Regions from separate parts of the Mus musculus genome. Here region 2 is linked to region 1. A link is a loop called in an ENCODE intact Hi-C map of the cell type or tissue named here. Cell type or tissue: left cerebral cortex. All regions are shown on one strand. Each heading gives the region's core, and the rest is flanking DNA. Links, peaks and the distances in the headings are about the cores only. Region 1 holds the start of Pqlc3 (PQ loop repeat containing). Region 2 overlaps Greb1 (gene regulated by estrogen in breast cancer protein).

Region 1 (8,326 bases), core at 306-8,305:
GCGCCTAAAGGGTGTCCAGGTTTCCTCCCCGCTGTGTTGTTTCTCCTGCGGAGATATACAGAGGTGCCAACTCTCCCCAGGTAGGGCTCCAATAGCCCAAAGAATCAATCCCATCATGTGCAGCTTTGGTCGACAATGCATCTATTGGGATTGTTAACTGGACTGCAAGTGATACAGGCACTGCACCACCCAGCATGGGTGATGACTCAGGAAAGAAAACTGCATCACTGACTGCAGTCAGGTTGTCAGCCTCCCTCCCCCTCCCCCAAAGCTACTGTTTACAGTTTATAAGCACTACAGGAGAGGGACCTCATGACACTCCCACTACACTCACCTTCCAAGGGTGTGCTATGGGCCCTGAGCTCTCCAGCCAGCGATCAGTTGCCCTCATATGAGAGAGAGCATGGACCCAACCGAGGGGAAACAGCAGCAACATCCCCTATCAATAGTCATCTACCAACTCCTTTGAGGACCTGAATTAGATCCCCAGAATCCACCTTAAAAAGGGAAAGTGGGGGGGGGGCGGTACACAGTCCTGGAGGAATGACACTTGAGGTTGTCCATTTGTTTACACAAGCACTCAATCACAGACTCGCACACATGCCAACAACAACAAAACCTAATAAAAATAAAAAGAGGAGGGAAGGTTGGAAAGAGTGGGCTCTCAGAGGGTACGATGGAACAAGCTTGTAATCCCAGCATTTGCCAAAAGAAGGTAGGAAAAAGCCAACATGGGTCGCGTGATCCTGTCTCAAACCACAAGGTCAACGGCCTGGTGCAGTGGCACACACTAGAAATCTTAGCACTTGGAAAGCGGAAGCAGGTGGATCCGAGGTTGAAGGCTGGCTTAGGCCACACACACACACACACACACACACACACACACACACACACACACACACACAGAGGGAGAGAGAAAGAGAGAGGGAGAGAGAGAGAGTTAGTTAGTTAGTTAGTTAGTTAGTTAGTTAGTTAGTTCAAGGCCAATTTGCATGAGAAAACAGGAAAATGAGCCTATGGGTGAATGTCCTGGTGTGTGTGTGTGTGTCCTGGTGTGTGTGTGTGTGTGTGTGTGTGTGTGTGTGTGTGTGTGTGTGTGTGTGTGTGTGTGTGTGTGTGTGTGTGTGTAGGCCCTGGGCCCACCTAACCCCGGAGAAGGCTAGTCTGTTCGGGCGTTTCCACTCTGCGAGGAGGAGCACCCTTGGGTGGAACCCGGAAAGTGAATCAGCAGTTGGCAGTGCCTGACAGGGCAGGGCAGAACCACCGCCCTGGGGTCTGGAAGGACCGGGAGCAGAGCAGACTCCAGGCAGTGCGCACACAGGGCAGGACAGAACCACCGCCCTGGAGTCTGGAAGGACCGGGAGCACAGCAGACACAGGGCAGGGAGCATCCCGAGCCAAGCCAACTCCGAGCTGGGTGCGCTAGGAGCGGAGCAGACTGGGGCGGGGTGCGCTCCGAGCGGAGCAGACTCTGGGCGGGGCGCACGGGCGCGGAACAGACTAAAGGGGTAGGGAGCATCTTGAGTGGAGCAGACTCGGGGCGGAGCGCACTTGCTGCACAGCAGCTCGGGGCGTGATCAGGGCGGGACCCGGCCGGCGGCAAGGCGGAAGGACTTTTTGGACTTTGAGCCTCCGGTTCTCACCTATAAGATCCTGAACCCCCCTGGCCCGGCACGTCCGAGATTGCAGAATGGAGGCCGGACTGCTATGGTTCTGCAACTGGAGCACGCTGGGCGTCTGCGCCGCACTCAAGCTGCCGCAGATTTACGCGCAGCTGGCGGCGCGCAGCGCGCGGGGCATCAGCCTCCCTAGTTTACTTTTGGAGCTGGCGGGGTAAGGTCCCGGGAGGCCTGCGAGGAATTGGGAGTCCGGGAAACCAAGGGTTAACTCGGGGGCTCGGGGCTAGGAGGTGCTTACCCGGGGCGCTCCCACCCACCTCCCCTGCTTCTTCCCAAATTCCACGATTTGCCTGAGCATGCCCATTTTACAAATTCAGCGAAGATGGGGAACTTGAGTAGACGTTTGAAAATTGAGCTGGGGTCCAACGGGTAGGGATGGCCTGTGACTGCTGCAGGAGCCAAGTTCTCAATAGCCTTGGCTATGTAGTAGAGTAAGGGGCAAAGTTGTAAAACTTTGGTTGGAAAAAGCAAACGGAAAACACACCCCTAAGTCCTGTGATCTTGCACCAGGCTGAGCCCTCTCGGTTTGACACTAGCCTCACCCCACGGTCACCCATTGGTCCTGTGTCCATTCAGTGGGGCGCGCCCATCTATAGAGTTGGGGAAGGGGTGCGGTGCTTCAAGGTGTACCTTTCCAGGGACGCTTGATGGTAGGCGGGGCTCTGAAGGGTCTCTGGCCCGTAAGGCTGCACAGTACAAGAGTATGTGAATTTCAGAGAAGGGAGAAGGCTGTCAGGGTGAGAGGTAAGGCAACAGACAGACTGGAGGATGCAAAAGTGACAGTCTGGCTGTGGCAGAGGATGCGGGTGTGAAGTCAGGAGAGCTATTTGACCTCTGGTTTGCTAAATTCTTCATAGGCATCTGAAGCTGAGGCTTCAGGATGCAGGACTGAATAGAAAGCTCAGGGATGCCTACAGAGTGCCAGCCCAACGTCTCCTATTCTGCTTGTAGCTAACTCTTTGCTGCCTGGCTTTAAATTCGTAAACTCAACCAGAGATGGTCTCAAATCCAACAGCTGACTCCAGTAGAAAACAGCTCTGGCCATGGAATGTTCCCCGGGATCTGGAAGGGTCTTGCAGTAGGTCGTGCTGTAAATAGCAGGCTCTTTCTGGAACTCCCAAAGGCCTCCCTTTCTCCCTTTGAGGCAGTAGGTGGGCTTAGCAGGGTTAAGACCAGTTCTGTGGCCAGAAGGCACGAATATGATCCACCATTGAAATCTACTAGTTATTTATCCCTACTTCCGCCAGACTACAATGGTTCCTAGTTCCTGAGAACTTTCTGAAGGTCCTTCTGGGGCCCCTACAGGCAAATCCTCAAGCAGCTTTATTGGTAAAGTTGTTTTAATCCAGAGGCAGGAACAATAGGGATAGGACGGCAATCTACCTGGATCCTGTCGGTCTACATTCTGACTCCTCCTTCCCTTCTTTAGCTCCCTTCCCCCTCCTTCTCCCTCCATGAGTAGGGTGGTCACTACAATTCTGCTTCCCTCCTGGGCCTTGCTTGCCTGTCTGCCTGCCCCTCACCAGCCAGATGGTCTCTGAGGCATCAGGAAGACACTAAAGGACACCACTGTCAAACCAGCTTTCATACACCAGAGGCGATTCCTTGGGGGCATAGGCCCTCCTCTGATTTCAAGCTCAAACTCTAAAATCATGACTTGAGGGAACTGGATCTTGGCCAGAGCCTACTTTAATGACACCAGAGACTCCATGCCTGGCTGATGATTGCTTTAGAGAAACCTGAAAAACAGAGTTACTTATGCACCATCCCCAGGGCACAGGGGTCCCCCTAAAAGCATAACCAGAACTAGGGCAACATCTCCTGGTGAGACTCTAACCCTTGTGTCCTCACATGGCCTTGGCTTTTGGACCTTAGTTTTCCCAAGTGATGGTGTGATGTGGAAGGCAGTGTAGGTAACCCTGAAGGTTGACCTTCAAGGACTATTGGATACAACATATGGGGCTCTGGCAATATTCCTGAAGGTCTGTCCTCAGGTCAATCACACATATGATGAAGACCACATAGGCTAGTGTTGGGTAAATATGCCAGTGTCTGGAGTCTGGGGAGGTCAGGCACAGGGTGGGCTGTGAATATATGCATCTCTCTGCAGGTTCCTGGTCTTCCTTCGTTATCAGCATTACTATGGGAACCCACTGCTCACCTATCTGGAATACCCCATTCTCATCGCACAAGGTAACTGGCCCTCTAGTCCCCAGCCTTCCCACCTGCTGCCCTGCCCATCTCACAGAGCCTCTCGTTTCAGACATTGTCCTCCTGCTCTTCGTCTTTCATTTCAATGGGAACGTGAAGCAAGCCTTACCCTACATGGCCGTGTATCCTTCCTGCATATGAGCTGGAGATAGAGATGGAGGGCCTAAGGAAGGAGGCTCAGTTGTGGCATACAGAGGCTCTGGATTCTGTCCTCAGCATGGAGAAAGAATCACAAATTCTAGTCTTGACATATACCTTAGGTTAGTACAGTTGCTGCCAGAGGTATCCCCATAACAGGATGCTCCACTGCCCTCCAAGACCCAGTAGGATATAGATTTGCTGTGTCCCTGCTGAACATGAGAACTGTGCAGTTACCCTGCTAAGAGCAACACGCTCCATCTGTGCTTATCTTGGGCACTCCTTCCTTCTGAGAGCATGTCCCCAGGGGATTAATACCATGTGTGCCTGGCACCAAGTCCCATGCAGGATGCACCTGGCAGGTGCCTCTCAGTGGATAAGCACTGGCCAGATGGGTTCCACTAACCACACACCTATGCAAAACTGTAATTTAGAGGCTGAGTCTTGTCATGTGGGTGGCTGTGTTGGTTTGGAGGCTTACAGTACAGATGGCCAGCCAGCAGACGGTGCCACTCAGTGGAATCTTCTAGGTAAAGGGTGAGATTTCATGTCAGATTTAGTTCACTTTTCTTGAATTTCATACTCTTTAAAAGGCCAAGAAAATGTTTGCATGGTAGTGGCAGTCAGTTAACCCTGCTGCCGCCATGATATGGCCACACACCCATTTAACAGTGACAGGCCCAAGGGCTTGGGCAAATCTTGACCAGAAGCTGTCTCCGATTGCCGTTAGACCCCTGGCTAAGATCCCCCTCCCTCCATAGAAAGAGGGAGAACATCGCTGTGGTCCACTTCTGTTCTGAGATCATTTCCAAGGGGGTGCTGCCTTCATCTCCCCCTGTAGCTGAGGCTGACCTTAAACTCCACATCTTTCTTCAAATGCTAGGACTACAGGCTTGAGCCACTGCACTATGCATAGAGAATGCCTTAGTAAACCGAGAACAGCTGGATGCTGGCCATTGCTGCCTCCTGCCATAGACCCGTCTTTAGTATAATCTCTTCACCTACTTAGTGTGACCATTGTTTTTCGTCACCTTTGCCTTTCTTCTGTATGCTGACAGCATGTGGGAGGTGGACAAGGCAAGGGAGGAAACCCAAGGCAAAGTAGTGGGAAGTGACGTGTTCTTCCCAGTCACTGCTACTCAGGCCACGGGCCTCCAACCCTCATAGCTTTGTCCCTTTGCTCTGGTTGGGTCCCTCTGTTTCATGAAGCCACTGAGTTCCTGCACAGGCCAGATGGGAAGTGGTTCCTCCTTACCTACTACTGCGCACCCCAACTAGTGTGCTTTTACAACAGTTAGTGAGAAAGGGGTGAGGATTCAGTAAAAAGCTCACACACAGCACTCCCGTTTGGCAGAACACCTCTCCTTTGCAAGGCTGGACCTTTTTTCTAAGTGCTTACTTTTGACAATGCCTTAGAGATGTCTTTCCATGGTCAGAAAACCAGCAGCCAGGGAAGTCTGGAGAGACTCTGTGGTTAAGAGCACCGGCTGCTCTTCCAAATGACCCCGGTTCACTTTCCAGCACTCACATGGCAGCTCACAACTGTTTGTAACTCTACTTCCAGGGGATCCAGCATTCTCACACAGACACACATGTAGGCAAAACACCAATTACATAAAACAAACATGATTTATTAAAAGGAAAGAAAAACCAGCTGAAAGTTATAGCCCTGTGGATATTCCCAGACCCAGATTCACAGTGTGTGAACACAGGTCTGTGTGTTTTCTTCCATAATTTTCTTCTGTTCTTTGAACTCAGAGCAGATGTTCATGTGCAACACCTTGCATGTTTCCCAAACTACACACCGTCGAGCAGAACAGTCCCCCCACTCTACCTTGCCTTCTGTGTCACCCCCTGTGGTCTGGCTTGGTCTGTGCAGGACAAGATGGGAGGGGGTGGGTGGGCCCACCAGTGACTCACTGCTAGGTCCCTTAGCATCTGACCAGATTTGTGTCTTCTTGGTTCATCCTCAGCCTGCAGAAATGGATCATCGACTTGGCCATGGTGAGTGGTGCCACTAACAGACTGAAAAAGCAGCTACCTTCTCTCTGCCCCACATCTGTAGAGAACCATGGAGTTGGCTTGCAGCATAGGGTTTTCAGGTTAGAGTCCATGGCTTCAGGGGCACAATATGCCTTCTAGTTCCCGAGACCACTGCACCCTCGGGCAGCAAAACAGTCAAGCCGATTTGATTCTCTGTATGTTCTCTTAGTAGTCAAGGAAGCATAGAAACTTGAGAGGACAATTGGTTTTGAACATTAATCTCATCAATCTTGTTTTTCCTATTTCCCTCAAGTTTTGCTGTGGCCCCTCCAACCGGCCTGGTTTCCTGAATGCCATTATCAGGTGACCTTGGCAAGTAAATGGGGTGCTTACAGTGCAATTCTCTAATGATGCGATTCAGGAATGATGCTGATATAGAGACACATACGGTCATTTGCAGTAGTCAGTTATCTCCTTCCACCTTGTGGGTTTCAGGGACTAAAATTAGATCATCAGGCCCCACAGCAATCTCTCCCCTCCTCCCATGGAGCCATCTTGCCATCCCTGGCAGCTTCATATTTAAAAAATTAATTTTCCCCTTTCCTCCACTCTGACTTCGCCTTCAGTTCCTCAACAAGCATTACTGTGCACCTGTGCCCTGGCAGAATTGGAGACTGGTACTTTGCAATGACCACATGAAGCAGATTCACATCTCTGCTTCCCAGTCCCTTGCCTGCACTGGACTGTTTGAGAAAACACGATGCTTTCCTGGAGCGTGTGCTGGCACTACCAGGATTCTCTTATGGCCCAGTCAAACATTACCCCTTGATCTCAAAGTTAGCTGTGTCATGACAAGTAAACACTCAAGAGCAGCTTGTCCATTCAGACATGGCCACGTTGTAACCTGCTCGGTGTGTGTCTCTCTCTCACTGGCTCCTACCTACCACACTGATTTGACCTGGCCCTCTTCTTTTGCTTTATTCAGCACCCCAATTTCTCAAGAGCTGTTTTCCCACAGGCTTCCCTGGTTGGAGTCAGCATTTCTTCAAGCCACCTGCCCAGCTCCCACTGTCACTTTTGTCTGTTCAGGTCTGGCAATAGCACTGCCCCCTCCTCTGCCCCCAAACACTCTGGCACTCCTTGCCCCATGGTTCTTCCCCGTATAGCTCTATCTCCACCCTCAAGGACCTATGGAGGCCATCTATATAGGTGCTACTGTCTCAACAGGAAGCAGAGCAGGCACTGTCCTCCAGAGCCTGTCAAGGGCCCTGGGAAAGCCAGTCCCACCTCACTTGGCATGCACCATCCTCAAACATTCACTATAGACTAGGACGTCTACTATTCACTTGGTTCTCTTGCCTGATTGCCAAACACATCACTTTCTGTGGTCCTTCCTAATATGTTCTGCCTCCTCACTCCCCTGAATTCTTGAATGCTGCGCGTGCCATCCTGCTCAGCCTGGGTGTGACTACAGTGGCCTCCCTCTGGCCTGTCTAAGCCTAGAAGCTGCTGTGGAGCTGGGGCCTGGTGGGTTGATAGTCAATTTGCAAGGCTTCCTTTTCTGAGAGGTCACAGGAGACTGGCACTCAGGATGGGAAGTAAGACACAAAGCTTTTGGCGTTAGTTTGGAAGTTGGTCAGTTAAGTGCCATCCCAGGATGGGAGAGGAGGGGACAGGTAAGTCTGCAGCCAGGTCTGGGATTCTTCCACTATCTCTGGCCAATTCACCCCCTTCCACAGAGGTAGCCGAGAGCCATTCTTCATCAAATTGAGGTTTCAAACCTTAGCAAGTTGGGGATGGCAAGACTTGAAAATCTGGCTTAGAAAGCACTGTATCTGGGCTGATGACGCCGTGGTTAAAGGTGCTTACTGCCAAGCCTGACAACCTGAGTTCAATCCCCAGGATTACATGGTGGGAAGAAAATGGTTCCCATGAGTTGAGTCTCCTCTCCAGAGAATCAAACATTTAAAGAAATAAATTAAATAAATAAAAAATAAGCAAAGCACTGTATGTAGTCATTTATCTTTTTAGGTTCCTGACTCTCTCATTTTATCCCAATAGAACTTATGCACAGTCATTAGTGCAGCCAGTAAGTTTGCCCAGCTCCAGTATTTGTGGAAGGTACAAGATTCAGGAGCTGTGAGCGCACTGACCTGGGGCCTTTCTGCCTACACCTGTGCAAGTAAGATAACCACTCTCTAGGAACTGGGTTTCATCAATATCAGGATCTTCCTGGGTTTAACTGATTGCCTGAGGTCTTTTTCATACTAATACTTTTGTAATTAACTATTCAACAGAACCTGCTAAGGGCACCTT
Region 2 (8,326 bases), core at 270-8,269, 280 kb after region 1:
CTTCCCCACTGAGCCTGTTCCTGGGACAAACCCCAGTGTCCCAGTGGGAGCTCAACAGGCAGGTGAGACCTCAGAGTGGTGTCCCAGGTGCTAAAGCCACACACCTGGCGTCGGCATTCTTCAAAATAAATAAAGACAACGCTGTGTGTTGTCTCATTCTATGTCATTTTGAGTTTAAATTTCACTTTGCATGTTGTTGTTCTGTGTCATTTTGAATCTGTAAGTTTTAGCAACAAGTACATGTTGGCTTTCATTGGGAAGGCTTGCCTGCTCTCCTGTTTGATAAGGGATGTGATTCCCCCAGTGGTGGGATTCCGTATCAGAGTCCATCTGCATACTTAGTTCACTGGATGACAAGCACCAAGCCAGCATTTCAGGTGGATTTCTAGCCGGGTCTGAGGTTAGATCTGGTCATTTATTCCATGATGGGTATGCCTATTCTGTATGTGCACCTAAGACTCACCATGCCCTGTGAACAGTGGCATGTTTGGAAAATGGAGGCTCATGGAGGCTGAGGCTTGCCCAGGATCTCACAGGGATGGAGGGGGTCGGAGGGGAGGCACGCTTGCACATCAGGTGTTTCTGTTTCACACATGTGGTCCTGACCGTCACACAGAAGATGTCCGTAAGTAAGCATGGTTGCTGTTGCCTAGAAATGTCAGCCTTTCTGAGGACTCAAAGGTCACTGGTGGTTTTCATTTCTCTTGCCCAGAAAGTCGGTGCAGTATATTGCCCAGGGAGTGGAGCCAGGGTCCTGGGCTCTGCTCTAGGACCCATCTGTCACTGGCTGGAACATGCTGTCCTTCCGAGGCTCTAAGCTCCCTTCCACAGCTGGCCTCTGGCCTCTTCCTCCAGGCCCTTCACTCCCTTTTTCACTGTGGACTGGGGAGCCTACTGTTTTTGTGTCTAAGTAACTGACGGAGAGGCCAGCGCCACCATCCATGCTGGTTGTGCAATTCACTTAACTCTGGGAACTTAACTCTTTCCCCTGAGTAAACCTGGAGATCCTTTCCCATCTAGCTCACAGGGTGAGCTAAATGAGATTATAGCGTCAGCATCCCCCAGTGGTAGGTACCTGTTCCATGCCAGCTCTGTTCCATGCCCTGGATGTTTATCCACCTGGGTCCTTCATACAATGGCTCTGCCAGTTGCTTCCTTGAACCCCATTCTATGGAGGGAACACAGAAATTTGGAGAGGTTCAGTTAGTGTCTCAGGTCACACAGCTCATAAGCAGTGGGACTGTGGTTTGGACACAACGTAGTCAGCCCCAGACCACATTCTAACTGTCACAGGGCTCTGCCCCCACATGTTGCTTCCACTTAAAAGCCTTCCAGACTATTCCAGCTAGTGGAGACCTCCTTATGAACAGGATCCATGGTTGTCCCCAGAATTACTCCCAAAACTTGGGGAGCCGGAACCCTCTAAGTAGCTCAGATGCAGTCAGTAACCCACCCGCCAGCCTTCCTTGATTTATTTTTTGTTTTCTTTTGTTTTTGAGACAGAGTTTCTCTGTATAATCCTGTCTATCCTGGAACTCACTCTGTAGACCAGGCTGGCCTCAAACTAAGAGACCTGCCTATCTCTGCCTTCCAAGTGCTGGAATTAAAGGTGTGTGCCACACCAACCAGCTAGGGAAGGCATCAAACCTGGCTGTATGTTGATATAAACTGAACTCCAGAAGTAGAGGAAGCTAGAAGCAAACAGAAGCATCCATCTCAGACATGAGGATGTGCGTTAGGAAGCCTGGCCACACATGCACCCAGGTCCTTCCTTTAGCCACACTAGACCCACTGGGGTGAAAGCAAAGGTTCATGACATCTGTATGCTCATGTTTGTATGCGTCTGTCTGCTCACATGTTCATATGTAAGAGGAACATGTATGTGTTTCTAAGTGTACATACATGTATTGGTGTATATTTGTTCCTTGTACATTTGTGTGTTTATTAAGTATGCTTCTGTGCACTTGAATGTGTAAATAGGAGAACAGGCATATGCTCCTATATGCATACTGTGCATGTGTGTACATGTTTGTGAAGTTTGGAAATGTGTTTGCATTCATATGTGCACGTGTATGTCCATATGGGAAAGAATGTGCACACAGGTATGCATGTGTTTCTCTATGCACACATACATGAGTATGTGGGTTTTTGAGTGTATAAGCAAATGTGCACACATGGATGCATGTATGTATCTCTCTCTCTGTGTGTGTGCATGTGTGTGTGCGTGTGCATGTGTGTGTGTGCGTGTTTAAGTGGCAGAATTACTATGTGAGGATCCCTACATTCCTGATGGGACCCACCAACACGGAGCTAGTATGTTTGTCTGTCTCTAGTGCAGCCTGTGGTCTGACCCCCTTTCCATCCTTTCTGCTTTCAGGACCAGCCTCTGATCACCCCTCAGTGACCACAGCAACAGGTCCTGCAGTCTTCAATGGCAAGGATTCCCCCAAGCACCCACAGCTGGTGAAGAGTAGCCTGTCTGCCCTGCCGCGCCCCTCAGCCTTGGGTAGTGCTGCTGACTCTGGGGGTGCCGGGGTCCTTCTTTTCTCTAGGCCTGGGCCAGAGAGGGCATGGGAGCTATGGGACTGGAGGCATGGAGCCTCCAGAGTCTAATGCTGCATTAGTGAGCATCAGGATAAGTGTCACATGTCCTTCGGTCTCTGCCTGAGCCAGTGCTGTGCGAGTCATGTGTGGGAGGCATCACGTGTGCTGAGGGGCAGTGAGGGCTCTGTGCTGATGGTAGGTGACCTCTTCTGAAGTAGGTGTCAGGAAGATTGGGAGTATTGATGTCAGAACAGGTAAGAATGAACTCAGAGCCCAGCTCTGTCTTGTAAGCCATAGGACCACGCAGTCTCTTCAGCCATCCCTCCTTGGGAGTTAGTATGCCACTGTGAGGACAGTAAGAGTCTCTCCAGATGCTGCATGGAATCACTGCACATCTGGGAGATCACTGAATGATACAGGTGATGGTTATCAGCATCAGCCCACCACGGAAGCTTGCCTGCCCAGTTAATATCTGGTGGAGGAGATAAATGAGTACCAGAGACCTGTGGGAGGAAGGGGGCAAAGAGACCTGGGGACTGCCTTCAGACTCCAGTCCAGTGCTCTCCCACCATCGCTGTTCCTAAGGACACGTCTTAGGGACAAGACTTCTCTGCTTTCAAGCCTTCTGACATCAAGTCTTCTCTGCTCCCCTTCTCTTCTTGCTTTGTCTCTCCCTCCTCCCTTGACTCTGTGAACAGGGCTGAGCTGGCGCTTAGGGTCTGAGACACTACACTGGAAGGATCCTTAGAAAATGTCCATCCTAGGAATGGGGTTGCAGCTCATGGGTAGAGTGTGGTGCCTGAGTTTTATTTTTACCACTGAGGAAGAGACTGAGGTTCAGAGAAGCACCCTGGGCTGGAATATAATTCTGTTGTGCCCAGAGGCTTCTCTGTAGATGCAATCCTCCTGCCCCTGCATGGATCCAAGACTCTTCAGTCTTGACTAGCTTCCACGTTCCTGGAGCCCTTATCATTCCCCACCCTACCCTGAAGACTCCTACCTTCCTCCAGGGGCTGTTTCTCCTCCAGGTGCTGATGCAGCAGCAGCCACATAACCAAAGACTGCCCTTGGTCATAAGGACAGGAGGTCCTCGCTGTCCATGGCTTTCCCCCTGAGCTTAGCTAGAAGACACTTAGTCCTGGTGTCATACAACTCATACCTCAGGCAACAGTGTGCCAGCTCTGCTCAGCCTGGGCCCGGAGCTTGGCTTTGGGCAGTAGCCTACAGAGGCTCCCTCAGGATTGGACTTGAACTCCCCAAGCCTACTTTGTGGAGTTGTGTGGGGAATGGAGATCTTTAAACTCCAGGCTGCTGGAGCCTTAAAAGATCTTCTGGGATCAGCCCGTTGAACCCCATTCTCCGCCTTCAGCTGTTCACTGCCTTGGTGGCTCAACATGATGTTCACACTCTATCCCGTCTCTAAGTGCTCACCCCACCTCTGTTAGATGGCCTTTAGAGCTCAACTCAGGGCCATAGTCTCCTCTCCCATTAAAGAATTCTTGAAGTCCCAGCACACGGCTCTGGTGAGCCTGACAGAGAGAGGGACTAAGTCAGAGACACTGGCTCACCCGAGTCACAGAGTTGAGTACAGGCATATTAATCAGAGCTATCATGCCTTCTGTCCTTGGGGGAAGGAGACACTCAAAAGCAGTGTGTAGGAAACTCCTTCTGAGTGACACTGGCTGCTCTCAGTGAAATGCTGCCCCCTGGTGGAGGATATGAACTAGGAGCCTTGTCTCAGACGAGGGTTGGGCTCTAAGGAAGCAGGGGACCTCCTCCTCAGAAATGCCAGATGGGGTCCCCTCTACCAGGTACGCTGGTATCTGATGTTTTGAGAGTACTTACTGGGGAAGAGTCCCAGTAGAGGCATTTCCTGTTAACCTTCTAGAGGAGGAAGAGAATCCTCAGCTGCAGCCCTGCCCTCTAGTAGTTCAGAAGCACTTCCTAGAGGAGCGGCCCGTCCTCTCTCTGAGGAGTTCTTCCTCTGTTTCTGGGACTAGTGTTGTGCGAGCTGAACACCTGGTGCAGAGGTAGGGCCCTATCTCTGATGCAAAGAAACCTGCCGGTTTGAAAGGGCTTTGTAGGGAAAGTACTTCATGCCCTTCAACCCTGTGCTACTTTGTTTCTCTCTATTTTCTTCTGCTTTGGTCTGTCTAATGATGAGGTTGCATTTGAGGTCCCTTTGGAGGGACTCTACGACAGTCAATCTCAAACTGCCTCAGGCTTCAGAAAAACCCAGGCACTAGTGACAGCATGTGCACTACTAGTGACAGCATGTGCACCCTTACCGTTAACTCAGAGGCCCTCTGTGGTAGCTCTAAGGAGAGTCTAGCAGAGACAGCTTGGATGAGCATCTTCCAGGTCTGTGTGTGCTCTCTGCTTCCACTGAAGGTGATGTTACCCTCAGCCTGGGTTCAGATCATCTGGGAGCTCCAGTTATCAGAATGACGCGCTCCCCACATGCTGAGCTACTTGAGTTCCTTGGACTAGGCTTGTGCTCAGACAGACAGGTTTTTGTTTGCTTATCTTGTTTTTAAAGGCAGAGTCTCACCATGTAGCCCTAGCTGGCCTGGAACTTACAATGTAAACCAGGCTAGCCTTGAGCTCAACAGAAATCTGCCTGTTTCTGTCTTCTGGGTGCTGGGATTAAAGGCATGCACCGCCACCCTTGGCTAGGTGGTTTTAAAAGTGTCCAGGTGAATTTAAAGTACAGCAGGGTTAAGACAAGGGGCTCTAGAGATGAGAAAATTTGTCAGGATTTTCAAGAAAATATGGTGGCCCATTCTTGGTACTTTGAATAATTTACAAATAGATTTAAGTCATGAGCATGTTGCCGTCTAGAGTGGGCAGAGACTCACATGCAACAGTGGGTCCAGCCTCTGGTCTTCCTTTGCAACATGTGACATTAGCTGTCCAGGTTGGATGGGGGGTGACAGTGGGGTTGGAGGGCAGGAAGGGGGTGTGCAGTGGATCAGCACTGCCCTCAAGTGGCAAAATTGTGTTGGTGCACTGAGTGCTGGACATTTCAGTAATAGGAGGTTGATGCTGGTGGCTGCAGTTTACTGAGCCCAAACCCTTGGCTAAGCATTTCATTTAAGCATTTTACTTGTATTCTCTCTACTTCTGATTAAACCACTTTCTCATTAGATTTTGTTATTATTATGGCCGTTTTTTAAAAATGCATCTTAGAGAGGTGCAGCCTAAATGCAACTGTGGAGTGAAACATTATAAAAATGGACAGGGTGTTTCCTTTTGCCTAGAGACTTGACTAGAGCTTAAAACCCATTGTAAGGCTGTGATTTTTTTTTAAAGGCCGTGATTTTTAAAACTACCAAGGGCTAAGGATAGTGTTAAGGTTAAGCCCAGTGTTAGAACATCTGCCTAGCACGTGCAAGGTCCTGGAGTTGAGCCCTACCTTTGTAAACAAAACAAAACAGACGGACACTCCAAATCAGGAAAGGTTTTTATTGATGCCAGTTTCCAATGGTGGCCTAACCCATGCTCTTAACTATTGTCTAGGTATCTTGCCAAACTCTGGGCCTCCCAAAAAACGGCACAAAGGGTGGTCCCCGGAGTCTAAATCAACCACGGATGGTGGCTTCATTCAGGGTGGTGGCAACAGAGCCAAGCACGGTAAGTGGCTAAGGCCTTGCCCAAATCCTAAAGTTGGGTACCAGTGGTGGTGGCCTGCTAGCAGCATGTGTGCATATATGCACACGTGGGCAGGCAGATGTACAAGGGGGTTCTGAGCAGCCAGACCCTGGCATAGCAGAAGGACCTCTTCTCATGTTCCTGCTGCTTCCTGAGGTCCAGTCTCCTGTGATAGTTCTGTATCAGCCCCCTGACCTAGCAAGGTCTCCAAGCAGCTCCTCAGCTGATGGTGTGGACAGTGTTTATTGGCGGGGAAGGTGGGGCTGAGTGAGTCCACAGGTTTATGAGTATGGAGGCAGCAGTTTTGTGGGCGGGTGGATGTTGGGCGGGCTGGGGACAGATGCCTCCTTTGCTGTGTTTTACTAATCTACTTGCTGTGTTTCTAGAAGGTACCAGCATACCTTGTGTGCCCCAGGCTGGCTTGGTGGGACCAGCTTCAGTCACCTTCCCGGTGGTGGCCTCTGGTGAACCAGTGTCTGTTCCGGACAACTTGCTGAAAATATGCAAGGCCAAGCCAGTGATATTTAAAGGCAAGTACAGCAGTGCACCCAGCAGTGGAGGTAGCGAAGTGTGCAAGGACTCCCACACGAAACTGTGACCTCCTCTCAGTCCGAGTCCATAGGCATCTTCCTGAGCGAATCTGGATGCTATCCAGGGCAATGATCAAATGAAGCGGCCCCAGGCTCCAGAGGGCCGAGAACGACACAGTTTGTCCCAGCAGGGGCATAGTGACATTACCCAGGACACTCACTGCTTGCTCATCTGCTGTCCTTTCCTTCATTCTCTGTTTCACTGAATCCCTGCTGTACTCGTCCAGCTACTGCGGAGGACTCGGGGGATGGACGAAGCAACCCCGTGGCTTTGTTCCACTGTCACCCCAAGCCACCAGTCATTTTGGATTGTGCAGCATTCAGACATAGTCACTGTTCCAGAAGCATTAGATAAGAGAGGATTTGATCTCCTCTGTGTGGTGGCTAGTATAGGTTACCTGGAGGTAGCATTGTAGCTCTTTCATGCTGTTCTGTGGGTGAATGGGTGAGAGAGGCGAGGCTGCAGAACTGGGACAGGCTGCAGGACTCAGAGGTGGACCCCGGCTCACAGACCGGCATCGCACACTGAGCAAACTCAGCGCAGTCTCTGCTTTGCTCGAGCGCACTTCCTTCCCTGATGCCCACCTCAGCTTCCCGGCCAGGCCAGCAGCTCTGTAACTTAGCTTTCATCCGGTTCTTAGGGGGGCTTCCGGCAGCCCCTTGCATGACAAGCGTGGCATCCCTTTTCTAAGGTAGCCACAGTGCCGCTTGTAAGCTGGCACATTTGTGAACGGTGCTGTCCAGCTGACCCCGCACCTCAGCACCAGAGGGGAGTAAACAGAAAGTTGGATTCACAGGCCTGCCCCAGAGACAGAACATACCTAAATTCTGAAACTTGGAGATGTGGGTGGGGCCAGCACATGTCTTAGCAAATCTGTCACACTTTGAGTTTGAGAAAGTTTTTCTCAGGAAGTGGCTCATGGAGTCCCATAGTGAGAGTCAAAGAGGGACATTCTTTCTCAGCATAACTGAGCATTTACCATCTCCCCATTGTGCAAAGGCTTAGAGAAGGTCAAGTTCTTGTCTAAGGTCATGTAGCTAATGATGACAAAGAAGGGGTCAGACCCCTGCTTGGGCAGGTCTACCCTAAGAGCTGTCATCAGAAGGATTCTAACATCCACTCCAGCACTCCTCAAGGTTGTTCACTTTCTGATCTTTGGGTCTAGACACCGACCTGTTTTGTTAACTCTGTTAGCTAACGATCCTTGGGAGGGTGCAAGGCGTGGTGGTGGGTCACACGTCTGGCGAACAGTCCTCACTGCGACACACATGCCGGCTGTTTCGAGGCCATTGCCATTTGGTTCTGGGCAAGCTTCTTTAATTTGGGCTTGAACTTGCTCAACTGCAAAATAAAGAGATTGGATGGCATGAACAAACAAATGCCCTGCCTATGGCTGGACATGATAGATGACATTTTGTCCTAGGTTCTAGTAGGGCAGAGTAGGTATACACAGCAGGGACTGTAGCAGGTCTGAGATTTCTCAGAAAAGGAGCCTCTGAGAGACCTAAGAGTTCTCCTGGCGCTTATGCTCAGGGGAGCT

What was found. A loop is a pair of places that touch in the nucleus more often than their neighbours do. Peaks named below come from ENCODE experiments on the same cell type or tissue, not always from the same donor. Only the 100,000 strongest peaks of a DNase experiment are listed, where the experiment ranks them.
Region 2: a loop joins it to region 1, with 3 times the contacts of the local background. A loop is called at or near these places in 5 of 42 quality-filtered maps.

What each region holds. Positions count from the first base shown.
Region 1 is chr12:16,993,319-17,001,644 of GRCm38, reverse strand. Pqlc3 (PQ loop repeat containing) reads left to right here and starts at 1,527. Exons shown (of 7, transcript NM_172574.2): 1 at 1,527-1,832; 2 at 3,789-3,871; 3 at 3,942-4,011; 4 at 5,974-6,031; 5 at 8,072-8,192. The coding sequence starts at 1,690. In left cerebral cortex, for the core only: a CTCF peak has its summit at 4,531 (motif pointing right); DNase peaks (open chromatin) are centred at 1,505, 2,779, 3,237 and 4,441; H3K4me3 peaks cover 1,334 bases; H3K27ac peaks cover 291 bases.
Region 2 is chr12:16,715,027-16,723,352 of GRCm38, reverse strand. It overlaps Greb1 (gene regulated by estrogen in breast cancer protein), which reads left to right. Exons shown (of 35, transcript NM_015764.4): 8 at 1-62; 9 at 2,378-2,506; 10 at 6,064-6,177; 11 at 6,582-6,725. Among named protein-coding and RNA genes, the nearest start is that of Ntsr2, 66 kb to the right of the region's middle. In left cerebral cortex, for the core only: CTCF peaks have their summits at 4,252 (motif pointing left) and 5,546 (motif pointing left); DNase peaks (open chromatin) are centred at 4,242 and 5,525.